2 separate regions of the Mus musculus genome follow, and region 2 is linked to region 1. Evidence: chromatin loops called from intact Hi-C (ENCODE). Cell type or tissue: gastrocnemius. All regions are shown on one strand.

The links. Peaks named below come from ENCODE experiments on the same cell type or tissue, not always from the same donor. Only the 100,000 strongest peaks of a DNase experiment are listed, where the experiment ranks them.
Region 2: it touches region 1 in a loop (7-fold over the local background); 18 of 42 quality-filtered maps call a loop at or near these places.

Annotation. Positions count from the first base shown.
Region 1 is chr7:118,765,187-118,767,686 of GRCm38, reverse strand. Vps35l (VPS35 endosomal protein sorting factor like) reads right to left here. Exons shown (of 31, transcript NM_027815.4): 9 at 1,263-1,322. Among named protein-coding and RNA genes, the nearest start is that of Vps35l, 26 kb to the right of the region's middle. In gastrocnemius, a CTCF peak has its summit at 1,445 (motif pointing left); DNase peaks (open chromatin) are centred at 656 and 1,342; H3K27ac peaks cover 343 bases.
Region 2 is chr7:119,514,189-119,516,688 of GRCm38, reverse strand. Pdilt (protein disulfide isomerase-like, testis expressed) reads left to right here. Exons shown (of 12, transcript NM_027943.1): 3 at 1,609-1,815. Among named protein-coding and RNA genes, the nearest start is that of Pdilt, 8.0 kb to the left of the region's middle. In gastrocnemius, a CTCF peak has its summit at 1,052 (motif pointing right); a DNase peak (open chromatin) is centred at 1,042.

The sequences.
Region 1 (2,500 bases):
ACAGACAGGATTTCACGACGGAGCCCAAACTAACTTTGCACTCACAATCCTTCTGTCTCCGTCTCCTGGGTGCTGGTATAGGCTGAATTCCAGGCATGTTCCTCCACACCGAGCTACCTAGTGTCTTTTCTTTTTATACTCCGAACTCATTTCAGTTTGCCAGCCACATCTCAAGTACTCAAGAGCAACACGGGGCTGGTGGCCACTGGACCAGACAGTGCAGGCACAGCTGTGACCCTTCTGCACTGGGCCTACCCTTCTATGGCGAGACCAGGTAGCTCCAAGGGCTAAAGGGCTCATATAGACCTAAAGCTGTGTACAGCTGTTTCCTTCTGAGAGATGTTTGTATCAAAGTTTTAAGGAGATGGGTGGATAAATGGGCAGGTGAGTAGATGGATGGTCAGTGCGAAGACAGATGGGGGTGGAGCAGGGGGGTCAGGAGGGCAGGTAAACAGATGTGGGGGAGAGATAGATAGAGGATGGCTGAGAGGGTAGATGGATGATATCTGGGTGGATGGACAAGGAGGGCCAGGGAAGGGAAAGAGGAGGAGGGGGGAGAGAGAAGGGAGTGGGGCAGGGAAGAAGGAAGGGAAAAGGTTAAACTATGGGTCACTGCCACTATCACTGTCTCCTTGTCCCTGGGCAAGAACCGCTGCCAGGACCAGGATGAGGGACGAAATGACAGCCCAGGCAGCCGCTGCAGCTTGTGTGAGCTGAACAGGGCAAAGGAAAGGAAGCCGTAGCTGAAGATGCTGCATCTGAACACATCGTCACAATTGCTCCTGTGACAACACAAGTCCATCATCCACCTGTCCCATTAGAACCTCCTGGGAATTTAAAATTGATTGGCAATGAATTTAACGCCAACATCATTTATGTATAGGCTGAGGAGCTGGGGCATCTGCTACTATTGATTTATCGGACATCCCTTCATACATACGCAGTTTTTACTTAAGCAATTTGCTTCTTGGAGAGAAAGGCCCATATGAAACAGGAGCGTGGCTCTGAGCAGCAGCAGAGAAGTTGACCTGTAGCCAGGTCTCACTCCACCCTCTCCCCTTTTCCTGCATTCTAATGACTTGCCTGCTTGCAAACCTTCTGATGGCTCCGGACGACAGAGACAACCAGACTTCAAACACGTTTCTTTCAACACATTGAATTAAAAACCTTATCCATTTTCAATAAATCCCGACTTGATTAAAACCGTCTAACGGCGGTTCTGAGCAGGCTGGTGCCAGCAAGCCCAGGAAGCATGACATTACCTGGCAAGGCACTGCGGCTGTCCACACACATCGAGGAGATGCGCTCATAGACCAGCTTTCCTAGGACAAGAAGACATATGGTGTTGACGTCACACACCACAGGAGCAAACACTAAATAAATGTTACTAATTAGAAGCAGGAAAATGGCACCTGGCAGCAGGCATTCACTCGTGAGTGTATGCTGCCACCTAGTGGCACACACTTTTAGCCTTGGTTTGTTTGTTTTTTTTTTTTCCTGCAAAGAGGAAGCTGATTTTCACACGAATTCACGGGGTTTACCTAGGTAGTTAGGTTAAAAATAATTACAGAATGTTGTAGCCCTCAAGATTCGGGTCAGATATTCATTCTCTGATCTCACTGACTTGACTTCTGACCACCGGCCACTTATTTACATCTGCTGGCCTAAGCTGGGCATGGCTGGAGCTGAATCCAGTGTAGGGCACTTTCTGTGAAGTGTGGGGACACCTCGCTGCTCTGGCCTGAGTTCCAGGTTCTTTTTCTCTTCTCACTCAGGTGCTGATCGCCTCTGGCAGGGTGGTAGCTGGGAACGCACAGGCCTGGGCCCGTCTTGGAGCTTTGAAAGTCAAAGATTTGGGGAATGTGACTAGAATGTGAACTTTGGACCACATTGCTGCAAATCCTTGTGCGTGCTCAGGTGTGGAAGACACTAATTATCCGAGTATCTAGAAATGGTGGCCAGTGTCTGCTAGACCAATACTTCTCAGGCCAGCATGCGGCAGAGCCCTGGAGCCCCTGGAGCCCCAAAGATCACCATCTAGTGTGATGTCTCTGTCTATCCCAGGGGCTCCCGCAGAAGTGGTCTGGGTGCAGCCAAGATATGTCAGAGATGTCAGTGTACAGCCAAACTGAGAAGCCCAGCTTAGAACCTCACCCTATACACACACACACACACACACACACACACCCTGCAGACTCTGGAAGCCTCACGGAATGTGCTCCAATGCCAGTGCCCAGGCCCACTGCCTCTTTTCCTTCCTATGTTTTTCTAACCCAGGATCACAAGGGTGAAGAGAGAGAGGGAGACATTTCCTCTCTGCCACAGGGACACAATGGACAGAGGCACTGCTTGTCCCTGAGCACGCTGAGGAACAGCACACCGAGGGAGGGACTCTTACAAACTCCTTTACTTCCTATACAAAAGCCTGCCACCTCTCTAGAAACAGTCTTCAGGAAATACACCTCGCACTGTAAGCAGCTGCTAACTATGTCATTTCTGG
Region 2 (2,500 bases), 750 kb before region 1:
GCCATCCCCGTAGCTACATTGCCTTCCCGGAACTCATAGGCAGGAGAGGAGAGACAAAATCTTCAGAAGCCTGCGGTATATCCTGTGGCTAAGAGTATATGGAGAAAAGAAAGGGTGGGTGGAACAGAAGTCTGAGAGGCCTATGCCCATGGAAGCACGGACTCCCTTACCTCCACTTCAGACACCCCACTGAGCCGTGTGAGGTATCTCTACATGCTCCACCATTTGGCAATCATCCCAAGACTTCCCCTGCCTGATCATAAACTCAAAAGCATGAGCCCAGCATGACAAAGTCCACGGGGAAACTGGGAGAGGCCATTGATTAGAGCCACCGGCAAAGAGGCCAGAGCTTGCTGCGGGCACTAGATGGGTGTGATGAGGGTAGCAACGGTGATGAAGCAGATAGAAACCTCGATCCACGTGGGAGGCACAAAGTCTCTGCCCCCCATCCACGTGTGTGGATGTGTTTAATGAGAATGATCACTGACCACTCACACTCAGGATCCAGCGCTGAGCCAGTGACTGGCAACCGGGCCAGTGCCGGCTGTCCCAGGCTTTGCTTTATGAAACATATCTGTCAGAGTGACCTTGACCACAGTTGGGAGGTGACCTGCGCTCTCTCAAAGTGTGCCAGATGGAAAAAATAGAATGTTCTGGCTTGAAAAGGAAGCTGTTTCCCCCAGCCCTGACTCAGCACACACCTCTGCTATGTGGCAGTAGGGACCTGCAGTCTAGCCATGTCATCAGGTGGTTTTCCATTTCGTCTCCTTCCACTCCAACGAGGACAGCCCATGCCATGACCAAGGTCAGTTCTCTGAGGCTGGTTTTAGTAAAGAGCCCCTACCTCACCTCGCTGCCCAACTGTGTGAACAGCCAAGGATCCCAGAATATCAGATACTTTAACAGAGTACCAGGTCCCTTTGGCTACCCCATTAGCAAGGTGGTGGGATCAGAGAGGGGAGGGAGCATCCAGTGTACCCTGCTCCTCACACATACCTCACTTGAGTTTCCAGAGGCACAATAATTGCTTAGTTCCAAGGCATTCCACCAGATGGCGCAAATGAGCTATATCACTAGCCCTTAATTTCTGATCAAAGAAAAATTTACACCATTTTAATAACAGCAGTAATTAAAATGCATTATGTCTTTACTATGTGATAGGAATTACTCTAAGTGTTTTTACATACCTAGTCAAAGTTTAAAAATACAGGAGTGCTGCAGCCAGCTTGAGTGTGTCCTGTACCAGAGCCTTAGACAAGAATGGTTTTGATGTACCTTCATATAAAATGGGATGATAATAATAATAATAATTAATAATAATAATGATAGCATCTACCTTATAAGATTATTGAAGGGGGTAATAGCCTTAGTACCTGTAAAAACCCTTATAAAATACTAAGCACCCTGACTGTTAAATTAATTTCACTTGATTCTGATAATATCCCAAATCAACCCATTTTATGATGTATTTGTCACTCCACCTGTCACATTTGTAAAACCTACTCCTTAGCTGTGAACACTGGGAAATCCAGGGGCTCTCAGGACAAACAGGACGAGAAAGGGAAGGGGAGAGAGAAGCCTAGTCTATCTTTATATTGCTTCTTCCAGACAACCCATCCTTAAAACAGTCCAGGAAGCTGGCCAAGGAGCTGGGCAAAGCCGCAGAGATCTTCGGGAAGGGCAAGAATGGCTTGGGCTTTGGCAAAGTGGACATCACCAAGGAGACGGAACTTCAGCAGGAGTTTGACATCACCCATGCCCCGGAATTGAAGCTGTTCTTTGAGGGCAACAGGTTAAAGCCCATCAGCTGCAAAGGTAATGGTGACTGGGGTTCAAGTGATCCCATGTCCATGGGAAGCCATTGGCAGGCAGTTCAAGGCTGGATGTGGGAGACTCTGGTCCACATGCCTTTCATGACCTAGGTTCTTTCCATTTGTTGCTCCATCTCAATTTGAGTCCTGGAGCCATCTCCCTTTTCCTTGGTATTCAAATGCAGGAACTCACCATAGGTTGTGAGCGTGGCTTGAGAGTGGTGAAATCACTCCCATTTGCAACCCGTTGGCTGGAATTCTGATCCATGCTCCCAGTCAAGTGCAAGAGAGCCTAGAAATCTGGTTCAGCTCTGTCTAGAAGGAAACTGGGACTGGGTGAGCATTCAGCCGCTCCTGCCACAGGTTCTCAGCCAGGGAGGGGAACATGAGTTTTAGACTGCAAACCAGAGCTCCTTTCCAATTCTACTTTCTGCTGTAGAGGGTTTCGCCAGGGAAACACTGCTGGCCCAAAGAGGAGGTTGCCAGGGGCTAGAGACATAGCTTTGATAGTAAAGTGTTTGGCAGGGACCCAGGTTTGATCCCCAGGATTCCCGTGGAAAAAATGCAGGATTGGTGACACCTTGTAATCCCAGAGCTGGGGAAGTGGAAATGGGCAGGTAATGGGGCTAGCAAGCCATCGAGGCTAGCCCATTTGGTAATTTCTAGGCTAGTGAGAGGCCTCATTTGAA